Linked DNA regions of Homo sapiens: region 1 is linked to region 2. The links are chromatin contacts, found by Hi-C or POLR2A ChIA-PET in ENCODE. All regions are on one chromosome and are shown on one strand. Each heading gives the region's core, a stretch centred on a gene start or an enhancer-like site at or near the end of the contact. The rest is flanking DNA. Distances are from core to core; before and after follow the strand shown.

Evidence for each region. Hi-C counts contacts between places; a loop is a spot of excess contacts on that map. ChIA-PET counts read pairs that join two places held with the same protein, here RNA polymerase II (POLR2A).
Region 1: a map of sciatic nerve shows a loop between it and region 2 (6-fold over the local background). The contact joins two enhancer-like sites. A Hi-C loop is called at or near these places in 1 of 168 maps with a recorded cell type or tissue (sciatic nerve). POLR2A ChIA-PET finds 5 or more read pairs at or near these places in 1 of 52 experiments (Caco-2).

The regions. Positions count from the first base shown.
Region 1 is chr7:74,524,996-74,532,399 of GRCh38, forward strand. GTF2IRD1 (GTF2I repeat domain containing 1) reads left to right here. Exons shown (of 27, transcript NM_005685.4): 9 at 4,739-4,922. Among named protein-coding and RNA genes, the nearest start is that of WBSCR23, 3.9 kb to the right of the region's middle. Within about 2 kb of position 3,021, at least 5 of the 41 ENCODE cell types and tissues checked have a DNase peak (open chromatin) inside an H3K27ac peak, as active enhancers do.
Region 2 is chr7:74,301,551-74,309,312 of GRCh38, forward strand. All of the region lies in intron 1 of CLIP2 (CAP-Gly domain containing linker protein 2), which reads left to right. Among named protein-coding and RNA genes, the nearest start is that of CLIP2, 16 kb to the left of the region's middle. RefSeq lists enhancers at 5,411-5,555, 6,363-7,001 and a cis regulatory region at 5,478-5,488. Within about 2 kb of position 5,386, at least 8 of the 41 ENCODE cell types and tissues checked have a DNase peak (open chromatin) inside an H3K27ac peak, as active enhancers do.

The sequences.
Region 1 (7,404 bases), core at 1,771-4,270, 220 kb after region 2:
CCCTGCACTCCAGCCTGGGTGACAGAGCGAGACCCTATCTCTACAAAAAAACAAACAAAACAGATTGCCCATCAGGGGAACTATCCATAAGGCCCAGAAAAATCTCTGTTGGCCTCATGTGCAAGTCCCCCACAGTAACACACCATTTCCCACCTCCCAGCTTTACCTGTGCTGTGCCCTCTGTCTGGCACAGTCTTTTCACATTTTAGGGACAAATTCCTAATTGTTCTTTGAGACTCGTCTTGGGAGTCACCTCCTCTAGGAAGCCTTTGGGTCCCCAGCCTGGGCCAGGTAGGCCTGGGTACCCTGATGGTTCCCTCTCTGTGACACATTGGGAACTTGACGCCCCCTGCCTGCCGCTGTCTCCCTGAGGGCCAGGACTGCACCCAACCCCTCTCTTTGTCCCTAGCACCCAGGACAGAGTCAGGCTCATAGCAGATGTCAGCCCACCGCACTCTGGAAAGAAAACACAAGTGGTAGGCGCTGTGGCTCATGCCTGTCATCCCAGCACTTTGGGAGGCCGAGGCAGGTGAATCACTTGAGCTCGAGAGTTCGAGACCAGCCTGGCCAACATGGTGAAACCCCGTCTCTACAAAAATACAAAAATTAACTGGGCGTGGCATGGTGGCATGCACCTGTAATCTTAGCTACTTTGGGAGGCTGAGGCAGAAGAATCACTTGAACCCGGGAGGCAGAGGTTGCAGTGGGCCGAGATCACGCCACTGCACTCCAGCCTGGGTGACAGAGTGAGACTTTCTCTCAAAAAAAGAAAAGAAAATCATTAAGGAAAGAATTTAAAAAGAAAAAAAAAAGAAGGGAGGATAATTCCAAGGAAGAAACAGTCTCAATAGGCTGGGAAGTCAGGGGTGGCTTCATGGACGAGGTGTCTTGTGACCACGTCTGGGGCAGCCTCTGCGTGTGGGCTGGACCTTCCACATTGACATGGGGCTGAACAAGACTCTGGAGGCCTTAGTGAGGAGCCTGGGATAGCCAGCTACCTTTGATGTGGCCACCCTGGCCCAGCCACGCCTCCTCACTCCTCAGAGCTGCAAAGGGCTGTCTGCACCTGCCCCTGAGTCTCTCCCCGCCCCAGGCAGGTGTGAGCCAGGCGGAGGTTGGGGGAGGGGAACCAGGGAGGAGCCGGCTCTGCCTGCCTTGGGAGGGTTCTGCCCAGGCCAGTGTTCTGGCCTGTCCCACGCTCTGGACTTTCCAAAATGCCAAGCCTTTTCCAAATGTCAGTTCCTGAGTCACATCCAAAGAGTGTTGGGTGTGGAGTGGTCAAGATCTTGTTCCCCATAAAGCCGGAGCTCCCTCTGGGGAGCTGCGTGGGGGAGAAGGCAGCTGCCCAGTACTGGGGACCCCACGGGTGGTGGGGACGGGGTCTGGCAGCCCAAGGCATTCCACTGGTCGTGGGTGAGCAAACCCTGCTCCCAGCTCTACCAGCCACCAAATCTGGGTGAATTGGGCCAGTGACAGTGTGGGTGGTACAAAGGAGGAAGAAACAGAAAAATTAGAATTGGGGGAAACATTAGGCTTCAGGAAGTCTCGAGGACATGTCCTCTGGGATGATGCTGGGACCAGGTGAGGGGCCGAGGAGGGTGCATGGTGGCACTGCATGAAGGCAGCCCCTTCCCAAGGGGCAACAGCAGGGTTCGGGGGTTGGCCCTCTGTCCACTGAATCTCCCCAGTGCTGAAAAGACAAGCCCCAATAAACCAGATGAACCAGACGGAGACAAATTCACAGGCACTCAAAGGACCAATTGCTCAAGGGCTGGGGCTGGGGGTGGCTGCTGATGTGGGAGGTGGGGGGGAAGTGGGGAGAGATGCTTTGCCAGCTGTTGAGATTTCGAAGGTTTCATTTGACAACGAGCTAAGTGTGACATCTCAGTGGGATCTGGATGCCAAAGCCGCCAACGCAGACCTGGGCCGCTGCATCAACAGGAAAACAGTGTCAGAGGCACCCAAGGGAGGGCCCAAGCAGGGCTGGAGGGAGGTCCAGCTCTGGGCTGGCACTTACAGGAACACAGACAAAGCATAGTGTGGCCAGAGAAGCAGGGCTAGGACAGGGAGGGGCCTGAGGAACAGCCAGGAGATATGGGAGCCTGGAGGGAGGACAGTGTATCGAGGCCCCGTCCATGGTCATACGGGGAGGCAAGAGTGAAGTGGATACTCAGGTCAGGGGAAGGGTGACCCATGAAAGTACTTGCTTAAGGCCAGGAGCGGTGGCTCATGCCTGTAATCTTAGCACTTTGGGAAGCTGAGGCAAGAGGATCACTTGAGCCCAGGAGTTCAAGATCAGTCTGGGCAACATAGCAAGACCCCGTCTCTTCAAAAAATAAAAAAGTAAATAGCTGGGCATGGTAACACATGCCTGTAGTCCTAGCTACTCAAAAGGCTGAGGTAGGAGGATGACTTTAGCCAGAAGTCGAGGCTGCAGTGAGCAATGATTATGCCACTGCACTTCAGCCTGGGCTGTTAGCAAGACCCTGTCTCTGAAAAAGAAAGAAAGAAAGTACCAGCTTGTATTAGGAACATAGTAGGTGCTTAAAAAGTATTTGGTGTGGGGCCGGGGACTGTGGTTCACTCCTTTAATCCCAGCACTTTGGGAGGCCAAGGCAGGCGGATCACCTGAGGTCAGGAGTTCAAAACCAGCCTGGCCAACATGGTGAAACCCTGACTCTACTAAAAATACAAAAATTAGCTGGGCGTGGTGGCACACGCCTGTAATCCCAGCTACTCGGGAGGCTGAGGCAGGAGAATTGCTTGAACCCAGTCAGGGAGTTTGCAGTGAGCCAAGATTGTGCCGCTGCACTCCAGCCTGGGCAACAGAGCAAGACTCCATCAGGGAAAAAAAAAAAGTATTTGATGAATGAATTAATGAAAACGTGTAGCTGGGGTCGAAGTGAATGACTGAAATGGCACAAGTCTGGGAAAACAGAGCAAGTAGCCTGGGCATGAGCCTGGATTCTGTCTGCTTGGCTGTTGGCAGAGCCGTCAGCTTCTGGGGTGTGTTTTGTTTATGGCGCTGGTGAATGAAGGGCGTGCCAAGCTCCTCCCTGGAAGAAGGCACACACCTGTGCTCACCTGTGCAACTACTCGCCTGCCAGGAGCTAATCTCAAGCTTGGGCACTTCCTTTAGCCATTTGTATATTCACTATGCAGAAAGCACTTAGTGTGTGCCCAGCCCCATTGAGGTCGCAGTGGCAAGGCAGAAAACAAAACCCCTACTCTTTTTCAGACAGTCTCGCTCTGTCACCCAGGCTGGAGTGTAGTGGTGCAATCACAGCTCACTGCATCTTCGAACTCCTGGACTCAAGCGATCCTCCAGCATCAGCCTGCCAAGTAGCTGGGACTACAGGCCCAAGCCCGGCTAATTTTTTGTATTTTTATAGAGATGGCTTCTTACTGTGTTGCCCAGGCTGGTCTTGAACTCCTGGGCTCAAGCATTTCCCAACAACTGTAGCCTTCCAAAGTGCTGGGATGACAGGCATGAGCCACTGCACCTGGCCAAAACCCCTGTTCTTATGCAGCTTCCTTTCTAGACAGTACACATAGAGATGAGTGTGGATGTAGTGTCAGGTGATGACCAGTGGATGACAGACACAGCAGGGGAGGGAATGAGGGATGGAGGAGGCTGTGTTAGGCTGCCAAAGTGCTATTTGAGCAAACACCTGAAAGGAGGGAGGGAGGGAGGGAGGGAAGGAAAGATGGGTGGATGGATGGATGGATGGATGGATGGATGGATGGATGGATGGATGGATGAATGGATGGATGGGCAGATGGATATACAGCCGGGTGGGTGGGTGGGTGGATGGATGGATGGATGGATGGATGGATGGATGGATGGATGAAAGGATGGATGGATGAATGGGCAGATGGATGGATGGATGGATGGATGGATGGATGGATGGATGGATGGATGGATGGACGGACAACCGGGTGGATGGGTGGATGGATGGATGGATGGATGGATGGATGGATGGATGGATGGATAGACGGATGGATGGATGGATGGATAGACGGACTGATGGATGGATGTTTATGGATTTCTAGGAGAAAGGGATCTGAGCAGACAGAAGAGCAGGTACAAAGGCATTGAACCGAGTGTATGCTCCTGGCCTGTAGGGGAAGCACCAAGGGGGCGGCAGGGGTAGGGGGAGCACACAGAGGCATGAAGGGGGCAGATGAGGCCAGAGGTGATGAAGTCACATACGTAGGACTTTGGCTGTCACCAAATGAGATGGGAGCCACTGGACATTTTTTATTTTTATTTTTTGAGACAGGGTCTCACTCTGTTGCCCAGGCTGGAGTGCAGTGGCATGATCTTGGCTCACTGCAGCTTCGAACTCCTAGGCTCAAGTGATTCTCCCACCTCAGCCTCCCGAGTAGCTGGGACCACAGGCGTGCACCACCACACCTAGCTTTTTGTATTTTACTTTCTGCAGAGATGGGGTCTTGCTGTGTTGTCCAGGCTGGTCTTGAACTCCTGGGCTCAAGCCATCTGTCCACCTCAGCCTCCCGGAGTGCTGGAATTACAGGCATGAGTCACCGCACCCAGCCCAGCCAATTTCCTAACAGAAAAGTGATATGATTTTGACATTTCTGCAGGATCCCTCTGGCCGCTACATGGCCAGAGTGGAGTGGGGACGGTGGGAGGTGATGGGGACCGCAGCTCCCGGGTCCTGTGTGTCCAGCAGCCTGTCTAACACTCAGCCTTGCTGTTTGGTTGTCTTTCCAGCGGAAGCCCTGGGCCTGGACCACATGGTCCCCGTGCCCTACCGGAAGATTGCCTGTGACCCGGAGGCTGTGGAGATCGTGGGCATCCCGGACAAGATCCCCTTCAAGCGCCCCTGCACTTATGGAGTCCCCAAGCTGAAGCGGATCCTGGAGGAGCGCCATAGTATCCACTTCATCATTAAGAGGTGCGGGTGGGGCTGGGCGCAGTGGCTCATGCCTGTAATCCCAGCACTTTGGGAGGCCAAGGCAGGCAGATCGCTTGAGGCCAGGAGTTCGAGACCAGCCTGGTCAACATGGCAAAACCCCGTCTCTATTAACAATACAAAAATTAGCCAGGTGTGGTGGTGGGTGCCTGTAATCCCAGCTACTTGGGACGCTGAGGCAGGAGAATCTCTTGAACCCGGGAGGCAGAGGTTGCAATGAGCCAAGATCATGCCACTGCACTCCAGCCTGGGTGACAAAGTGAGACTCTGTCTCAAAAAAGAGAGGTGCGGGTGGGCGTAGGGGTCTGGCCTTCTGCTCCGGGCTTGGCTTGGGCTCCGGGTTTTGGGGCATGTGGGCTAAGCAGGGGCCTGGGGAGGCAATGATGGGGCAGGGGCAGAATGAATGGGTTCTCTAACTTAACACAGAGAATAAGACGAGTCTGAGAGAGAATTCTGTTATAGCTCCTTGTGTAGCTGTGTGGCCTATTCCTTCTGGGCCTTTTGAGGATTGAATGGAAAATGCAGGCACGGTGTCTGGCCTAATCAGGCACTTTGTAATTTTTTTTTTTTTTTTTTTTTGAATAGAGATGGGATCTTGCTATATTGCCCAGGCCTGCATAGCCTGAGTGTCAGAGCAAGGCCCTGTTTCTTAAAAAAAAAAAAAAAAAAAAAAAGGCGGCAGGGGTGGGGGGAAGGGACAATGATGGCCCCCCCGACCCAAGTTTTCCTAACATAAAATGAAAAAGTGGATGAAACACACCTGACATGTAGCAGATGTTTAATAAGCATGAGGTGTTTTTTCATTGTCCTTATTTCCCTTGTGAATTAAAACATCATTAAGTGCATCGGTGCACCTGAAGACATTTCCGACCTGGGCGTCCTTGGGCAAGTTACTTAACCACTCTGTGCCTCATTTACATAAACCAGGCCTGATACCAGCCCAGGCAACATGGCGAGACCCCATCTCTGCAAAATATTTAAAAAGTTAGCCAGGCATGGTGGCAGGTACCTGTAGTCCCAGCTACTTGGAGGCTGAGATGGGAGGATCACTTGACCACAGGAGTTCGAGACTGCAGTGAGCTATGATCGTGCCACTGCACTCCAGCCTGGGTGACAGAGTGACACCCCATCTCAAAAAATAAAAAATAGGCCAGGCATGGTGGCCTGGATTACGCCTGTAATCCCAGCACTTTGGGAGGCCAGGATGAGTGGATCACCTGAGGTCAAGAGTTTGAGACCAGCCCGGCCAACATGGTGAAACTCCGTCTCTACTAAACATACAAAAATTAGCCAGGTGTGGTGGCGCACGCCTGTAGTCCCAGCTACTCGGGAGGCTGAGGCATGAGAATGGCTTGAATTCGGGCGACAGAGATTGCAGTGAGCCAAGATGGCACAACTGCACTCCAGCCTGGGTGACAGCGAGAATCCATCTCTAAATAAATAAATTAAACATAGAATAACCAGGCCTGATAATTGTCCATGCCTCATAGTGTTGATCGGAGAGTAAATTACCAGATGTGGATGAAATGCTTAGAACAGTGGCTACAGCTTCAGAGCCTCCAAGTACACTTTTTTCTATTACACACCCCAGCCTCATCATTTAACCATCTGAGATCATGCTGGCAAAAGTGAGTCAGGAGAGGAGGGCTTAAAAAGGAGCCAGGGGCTGAGCACAGTGGCTTACGGCCTGTAATCCCAGCACTTTAGGAGGCCAAGGTAGGCGGATCACTTGAGCCTAGGAGTTCAAGACCAGCCTGGCCAACGTAGCAAGACCCCATCTCCAAAAAGAAAAAAAAAAAGTGGGGGGAGCCAGGAGGTAGAGTCTCTGCCCTGGCCCAGGTATCTGCAGGGTATGCACCATCTGGGAGTCAGAAGTGCTTTCTACAAGGCCTGAGGGTCTTGTTATTGGTGGTACAGCTCTCTGCCCCCCACCTCTGCCCCAACCCCAACTCATGCCAAGTTCTGGCCTCCTACTTCTCATGTCTGTATTCCTACTGGGATACAATAGAATCCCCCAGGGCTGTGGGTTCACACCTCAGGGGCAGATATATTGGTTCTAGCTAAGCCAGAACTTAGGAGGAGAAAGTATCTGGAGAAGATTTCTAGAACTCAGAACTGTGCTTAGAGGCTGGCCAGCGACCCCTTGGTCAGTGCCTATCATGTGGGCCTTCCAGTCCGGGCAGCCCGTGAGGGCATCTGACCGCTCCCTGACATCTGCCTCCACCCCCAATGCCCCCCCAGGGAATGGTGTAAGTCCCTGATGCTGTCTCGAACCCACATCTCCCCGACCCTGTTCTCCCTGATAAATAAATAAAACTGTAAATAATAAAACTGCAGGCTGGGCACAGTGGCTTACACTTGTAATCCTAGCACTTGGAAAGGCTGAGACAGGAGGATCACTTGAGGCCAGGAGTTTGAGACCAACCTGGGCAATATAGTGAGACCCTATTTCTACAAAAAATAA
Region 2 (7,762 bases), core at 4,136-6,635:
TTTTTTTTTTTTTGTATTTTTGGTAGAGACGGGGTTTCACCATGTTGGCCAGGCTGGTCTCAAACTCCTGACCTCAGGTGATCCGCCCACCTCCACCTCCCAAAGTGTTGGGATTACAGGCGTGAGCCACTGCGCCTGGCATTGTTTTTTGTTTGTTTGTTTTGTTTTTTTTGTTTTTTTGAGACAGAGTCTTGCTCTGTTGCTAAGACTGGAGTGCGCTGGCGTGATCTCGGCTCACTGCAGCCTCTATCTCCTGGGCTCAAGTGATCCTCCTGCCTCAGCCTCCCAAGTAGCTAGGATTACAGGTGCCCTCCACCACACCAGGCTAATTTTTGTATTTTTAGTAGAGATGGGGTTACACCATGTTGGCCAGGCTGGTCTCGAACTGCTGGCCTCAAGTGATCCACCCGCCTTGACCTCCCAAAGTGCTGGGATTACAGGCACGAGCCACCATGCCTGGCCTTATTGACTCATTCTAATGGTAATGGATGTGTGGGTTATTTTCAGCGTTGGACCTTTTTTTGTGGCTGGTGGTTCTGAGCATGCCAACTCTGTGTGTGTGTCTAGCTCCCGCGAGACAGACAGGCTGGGCGTTCCCAGGGCCCTGTGGTCCCTCAGGCTGTTGGCAGGGCAAGGAAGATGCCTCCTTTATTTTTTATTTTTTTTATTTTAAAAATTTTTTTGAAATAGAGTCTTACTCTGTCACCCAGGCTGGAGTGCAATGGCGCGATATCAGCTCACTGCAACCTCCGCCTCCCTGGTTCAAGCGATTCTCCTGCCTCAGCCTCCCAAGTAGCAGGGATTACAGGCGCACACCACCACGCCCAATTAATTTTTGTATTTTAGTAGAGATGGGGTTTCACCATGTTGGCCAGGCTGGTCTCGAACTCCTGACCACAGGTGTTCCACACACCTCAGCCTCCCACCAGGCCTGGCCAGAAGATGCCTCCTCTAAAACTGAGGAACCACAGCCCTGAGCTCGGACATAGTGAGAAAGGTAGCATGTGGGACCGGAACCCAGGCTTCTAGACTCAACCCTTGCTTGTCTCCCAGCTGCAGGTGCCAGAGAAGTTGGGGTTTGACTGGGGCACTTGGCCTGGGTCTGTCCTGCCCTGCTCAGCCCAGGAGCCCAGAGCCCTGCACTGTGTAAACCTGGTCCACACTATCCACTGTGGTCTTGCCAGTTTCATCTCCCTCCCTCCTGTTTGAAGCCACGTGGGCTTGTGGAGCCTGGGTTCCAGCCCTGGATCTGCTGTGATGCTGGGGCAAGGCCCTATCCCCACGCTGGCTGTCAGCTGTCCCCACTATCTGGATGGCCGCCAGGCCAATGGGTGCTCTCAGGGCAGCTCGGGATTTATCCCCACCCCATTCTTCCTGGGGCTCCCTCGTACCTCTACTGCTGGCCAGCAGCTGTGTGTGTTGCCTGCACAGCTGGGGCTGCAGCTCCCCGCAGGCCTGGCAGAGAAGACTGACCAAGTATGGGTGGAGACAGCAGTACAGACAGCCGGGCACCCTCCCATCAGCTCTCCCAGGCCTGAGGGATAGTGGGTATAAGGCTCAGAGCTTCAGGTTCCGCCTCAGAGCCGGCAAGACTCACAGGGAAGGGGCCGTCCAGCCCTGCCCTCTTCTTGCCCTGGTCAGGGAGGATGTGGAGACTCTAGCTTCACCACTGGGTGACCTAAGTCAACCTTCTCAGATTCCCTGAGCCTTGGGCAAATGCAAACAAAGCTGTGTGGGATGGATGGGCAGTGGGGTCCGTGGAGCAGGTGAGGTGCCAGCCTGGAGTGGTGTTACACCCAAGACCCCCTGCTGGATTCTGCATGGTGCAGGATTGGGGTGGGACTGGCATTCTAGTGCATGTGTGGGCATTGGGGTGCTGGGTAGGGCTTGGGGAGCCCCCTTCATGCTCAGAGAAGGGCTCACCATTGGCTCAGAAAGCCTGGCCTGGCAGTGAGCATTTTGGGGTCCTCTCTGTTGGGGGCTTGCCTCTTGGTGGCTGTGCAGTGGAGATAATGTTTCCTTCTCCCTCCCCTTGTGTCTCTTATTTTTTTTTTTTTTTTTTTTAGAAATAGGGTCTTAGGTCAGGCGTGGTGGCTCACGCCTGTAATTCCACCACTTTGGGAGGTGAAGGCAGGCGGATCACCTGAGGTCAGGAGTTCGAGACCAGCCTGGCCAACATGGTGAAACCCCGTCTCTACTAAAAATACAAAAATTAGCCAGTTGTGGTGGTGCACTCCTGTGGGCTCAGCTACTTGGGAAGCTGAGGCACAAGAATCGCTTGAACTCAGCAGGCGGAGGTTGCAGTGAGCTGAGATCGTGCCACTGCACTCCAGAATGGGTGACAGAGTGAGACTCGGTCTCAAAAAAAAAAAAAAAAATAGAGTCTTGCTCTGTGGCCCAGGATGGGGTTCAGTGGCAGGATCACAGATCACAGCTCACTGCAGCCTCAAACTTCTGGACTCAAGCAATCCTCCCACCTTAGCCTCCTAAGTAGCTGGGACTACAGGTGTGTGTCACCATGCCTGGCTAATTTTTTTTTTTTAATAGGAGGTGAGGTCTCACTGTGTTGTCCAGGCTGGTCTCGAACTCCTGGCCTCAAATGATCTTGCCTTGGCATCCCAGAGTGCTAGGATTGCAGGCGTGAGCCACCGTACCTAGCCTATCTTTATTTTTCTTTTAAAAAAATGATTAAGAAGCCGGGCATGGTGGCTCATGCCTGTAATCCCAGCACTTTGGGAGGCCAAGGCAGGTGGATCACCTGAGGTCAGGAGTTCAAGACCAGCCTGGCCAACATAGTGAAACCTCATCTCTACAAAAATACAAAAATTAGCTGGGCATGATGGCAGATGCCTGTAATCCCAGCTACTCGGGAGGCTGAGGCCGGAGAATGGTTTGAACCCGGGAGGTGGAGGTTGCAGTGAGCCGAGATCACGCCATTGCACTCCAACCTGGGTGACAGAGGGAGACTCTGACAAAAAAACCTGGGCGACAGAGGGAGACTCTGACAAAAAAAAAAAAAAGTTTAAGAAATCTGTTAGATATTCAAAGGAGTAGACAGGATACATTGAACACCCATGTGCACCCCATAGGGCTAGGAAACAAACCTTAGAAATATAACAAAGGCTGGGCATGGTGGCTGATGCCTGTAATCCCAGCACTCTGGGAGGCTGAGCCAAGAGAATCACTTGAAGCCAGGAGTTCAAGACCAGCCTGGGCAACATAGTGAGATCCTCTCTTTACATAAATTAGCCGGATATGGTGGCATACACCTGTGGTCCCAACTACTCGGGAGGCTAAGGAAGGAGGATCACTTGAGCCCAGGAGTTCAAGGCTACAGTGAGCTATGATTGCATCACTACACTCTTGCCTGGGCAACAGAGGGAGACCCTGTCTCCAAAAATAAATAAATGAATGAATGAATAAATAAATAAATAAATAAAGTCCCCAGTTACCCCACCCCAGTCCCCTCCCACCACCAAACCACCCCTCCCTGCTCTTACAATGGAGTTCATCCTGTGGGTGGCTCCAGGGCAGGCAGGCCAATTGCCAGGGAGGACCCTCTAGGGGACCATCCATCCCTCCACTGTACACTTACGTTCCCTGTCCAGCCCAGGCACTGTGCCATCCGTGCCCACCCACCCACTGCTCTGCCCCCTCTCCAATACTTGGCATTGCCAGGCCTTTTGACTTGCCCATTGGATGGGGCACCCTGGGTTTGCATTTTCCTGTTCCTGGGGAGGCACAGCAGCTCTCTGTCTCTCAGCTGGTGGGTTGTGCAGCCTGGCCTCCCCCGCAAAGGCTGGTCCCATTCCTGCCCACCTGTCGTTGGGTTGCCCTCAGGTTTGTGCCCTGTGGTTGCTTTGAGTTCTCTGCTGCAGCCCCTACCTCCCCCCACCTCCCTCCCAGTGTCCCCTCTCTGTCCCAGATCAGGCCTCATTTTGTTTGTTGTTTGTTTGTTTTTGAGACGGAGTCTCACTTTGTCGCCCAGGCTGGAGTGCAATGGCACCATCTCAGCTCACTGCAATCTCTGCCTCCTGGGTTCAAGTGATTCTCCTGCCTCAGTCTCCCAAGTGGCTGGGATTACAGGCATGCGCCACCACGCCCAGCTAATTTTTCTATTTTTAGTAGAGATGGGGTTTCGCCATGTTGCCCAGGCTGGTCTTGAACTCCTGACCTCAGGTGATCCTCCTGTCTTGGCCTCCCAAAGTGCTGGGATTACAGACATGAGTCACCGCACCCGGTCACATTTTAGGGATCTGCTTCCATCTCAGCAGCCCCCAGCTGGCTTCTCTCCCTGCACCCCAACCCCCCCCCACCGCCCCTGCTGCCAGTTCACCATCATCCTCAGCTCCCAGAGCGGTCTTGCTGGTGTGCTTGTCTGATTGTGGGGGACCCCTGGCTTGGAGTCTCTCTGTGGCCCCTCATCCCCTCAGCCTGATTGCTGGGGCACGTCCAGGAGACCCTGCCTGTCTCTCATACTCTCTAGATCCCCTGCTGCCTTCCAGCCCCACCAGATCCTTGGGTGTTGGGTGGACCTGGCAGAGTGTGGTCAGTTTCCTTTGCGGGATCCCAGACCCTCTGCCCCGCAGGTGCTGCCTGCCCAGGCTCCCGGTTACGGGTCCCTTGCTCCTCCGAGAGGTGCTGTTGTGCCTGGTGCCCTAGGGCTTGTGGCATGTGGGCAGGGGCTGTGCTGAGCCTACCTCTGGGGCCTGATTGTGGGGACTGCGGGTTACACCTCAGGAAGTGTGGGCATGAGCACCCCAGCTGCTGGGACCCCCGAGGGCCCTGGAGAGAGTGGGCTCTGGTGAAGGCTGGATGTGACCCACCCCAGCCAGCAGCAGTGTCCCTGCCAAGCACCTGCCCCTCCGGGAGAGAGCCACGTCCGGGGTCTCTGCAGGCGTGCCCGCTTCCTGGCTCCTGCCTCCCTCGCCCCAGGATGAGGCTGGCCCGCCAAACCAAGATGGGCTTTCCACTGCTCTATTTGGCACCCGTCCCCCTCCGCCGGGGCCCTGATTGGCAGAGTTCCGAGGCTGCAGCCCGCCACCCCCGGGCAGCTGAAATGGAAGGCGTGAAATGCAGCCGGGGCTTGTCTCTGGGAAACGGCATCGGAGGGTGGCACAAAAGGGGGACTGTTGGTCTGAATGCCACCCCGCCCTCGCCTGTCCGTCCTGTGCACCAGGGCCTCCAGAGAGTAGTGACAGTCCCCTTCCCGAGCAGCCGGGCATACTCCTGGGGTGTCTTCTCTGCCTCACTCCCAGGAGGTGGTGACACTTGTACCCCATTTTACAGGTAATGAAACTGAGGCTCTCTCTGGGCCAAGGGCTCACAGCCACTCGGAGAAAGTCTGGGGTTTGGAGCTGGGACTGCCCCAGGCTTCCCCGCCTCCCACGTCGGCCACAGTGTGGCCAGAGGCCAATTTATCATCAAGTCCCAGCGTTTTCCAAGAATCCCTCTCTCTTCCTCTGTCCCACCAGCACAGCTGAGTCACACGAGGGCAGGTGGCCTCCCCCTTCTTCCTGTTCACTATTCTCCCCTCTCCCCTTCCGGGTGCTCCTCGGGGACAGGGGGGCTGCTCCCCCTCTGCACCCTTCTCCCCCTCCCACAGCAAGGGTGGCCGGGCCTGACTGAATGCCGCCTTGGTTCTCCTCTCCTGCCAGCTCTTTGGTTTCCTTTGTGAGCCGTGGCAGGCGGACGCTGTCCCCAGAGGCCAGGGGGCTCACAAATGTTATTCCAGGGCTGGGCTCGGCAGGATGGGAGGTAGGGAAGGGCCAGACCCGGGTCTGATTCCAGGACAGCCACTTAGCAGTGTGTGACTTTGAGTCCCCGAACTTCTCTGCACTCGGGAAGCTCCACCTGTCAGAGGACCTCTGCCTTGTGCAGGGGCTGGGGAGGACATGAGGCCACATTCGTGCAATGCCTGGTAGACAGTAGGTTCGTTTTTTTGTTTTTGGTTTTGTTTTGTTTGAGTGTCGATCTGTCGCCCAGGCTGGAGTGCAATGGCACCATCTCGGCTCACCACAACCTCCGCCTCCTGGGTTCAAGTGATTCTCCTGCCTCAGCCTCCCTAGTAGCTGGGACTACAGGTGCCCACCACCATGCCTGGCTAATTTTTTTGTATTTTTAGTAGAGACAGGGTTTCACTCTGTTGGCCAGGCTGGTCTCAAACTCCTGACCTTGTGATCTGCCCGCCTCAGCCTCCCAAAGTTCTGGGATTACAGGCATGAGCCACCGTGCCCGGCAACAGTAGGTTCTTCATACTGGAGGCTGCTGGGGGGTGGTTCAGGAGGGCTGGAGGTTAATTTTGGGAGCGTTCCCTGGGAGTAGTGTTTCTGGGGATTTGTGTCCTCTGGGCGGCTGTAGGTGTGTTGTCGTGGGAATTCCAGATCATGGCTCTGTGCCAGGCACCATGGCTCAGGCTGGGTTCCCAGAGAGGAGAGACTATGGCCCTGCCTGAAGTTGCCTGTAAGCTCCCAGGTGGCATGACGAAGACAGACAAGAACAGCATACTCTCTCCTCCTTGGCTCCACATGTGATCCTGAGGTCTCTGTGGGCCGAAGGTCCTGAGAGACTTCCTGGAGGAGGTGGCATCAGGCTAGGTGTCAGTAGGTAATGCAAATAGGAGAAGTGAAGCAGGTGGGAGAAAAGACACAGGTGGCCTCTGGGAGGTGGGACAGTGTCAGGCGGGTGGTAAGGACTGCAGGGTCATCTGCAGGAGCCTCCAGTGCCAGGGACAGGGTTCTCACGCCTGATCTCTGCCTCAGAGGGGATGCTGGCTGGTTGGGAGGCCAGACCGGCTGTGTGATGACCTGTGGTGTCTGACCAGCTGGGCTGATCACCACAAGCCACTCAGACCTGAGTGCTATGTCCTAAGGAGGTGAGAATGGTGTCCTGGACTTCTCACCTCTTGGGTAAGTATCATTCATTCATTCATTCATAATCTAGTTTGTTTATTTATTTATATTTATTTATTTTGAGATGGAGTCTCGCTTTGTTGCCCAGGCTGGAGCATGGTGGTGCGATGTCAGCTCACTGCAACCTCCGCCTTCCGGGTTCAAGCGATTCTCCTGCCTCCACCTCCCAAGTAGCTGGAACTACAGGTGTGTGCCACCACGCCCAGCTAATTTTTGTATTTTTAGTAGAGACAGGGTTTCACCACGTTGGCCGGGCTGGTCTCAAACTCCTGACCTTCAGTGATCTGCCTGCCTCGGCCGTCTTTTCATGTGCTTATGGGCTGTTTATATATCTTCTTTGGTGAAATGTGTATTCAAAGTGCTGAGATTACAGGCGTGAGCCACCATGCCCGGCCCTTTTTAAAAAATTTTTTTAACTTTTTTAGAGACAGGGTCTCACTCTGTCACCCAGGCTGGAGTGTGGTAGTGTGATCACAGCTCACTGCAGCCTCAACCTCCTGGGCTGAAGCAATCCTCTCACCTTAGCCTCCCCAGTAGCTCGGACTACAGGCATGCACCACCACACCTGGCTACATTTTGTATTATTTTGTAGAGATAGATTTTCGCCATGTTGCCCAGGCTGGTCTCAAACTCCTGAGCTCCAGCAATTCACCCACCTCGGCCTCCCAAAGTGCTGGGATTACAGGTATAAGCCACTATGCCCGGCCTCTCCCATCTTAAGTGTATGGTTTGGGCCCAGCATAGTGGCTCACACCTGTAATCCCAGCACTTGGGGAGGCCAATGCAGGTGGGTCACCTGAGGTCAGGAGTTTGAGACCAACCTAGCCAACATGATGAAACCCCGTCTCTAC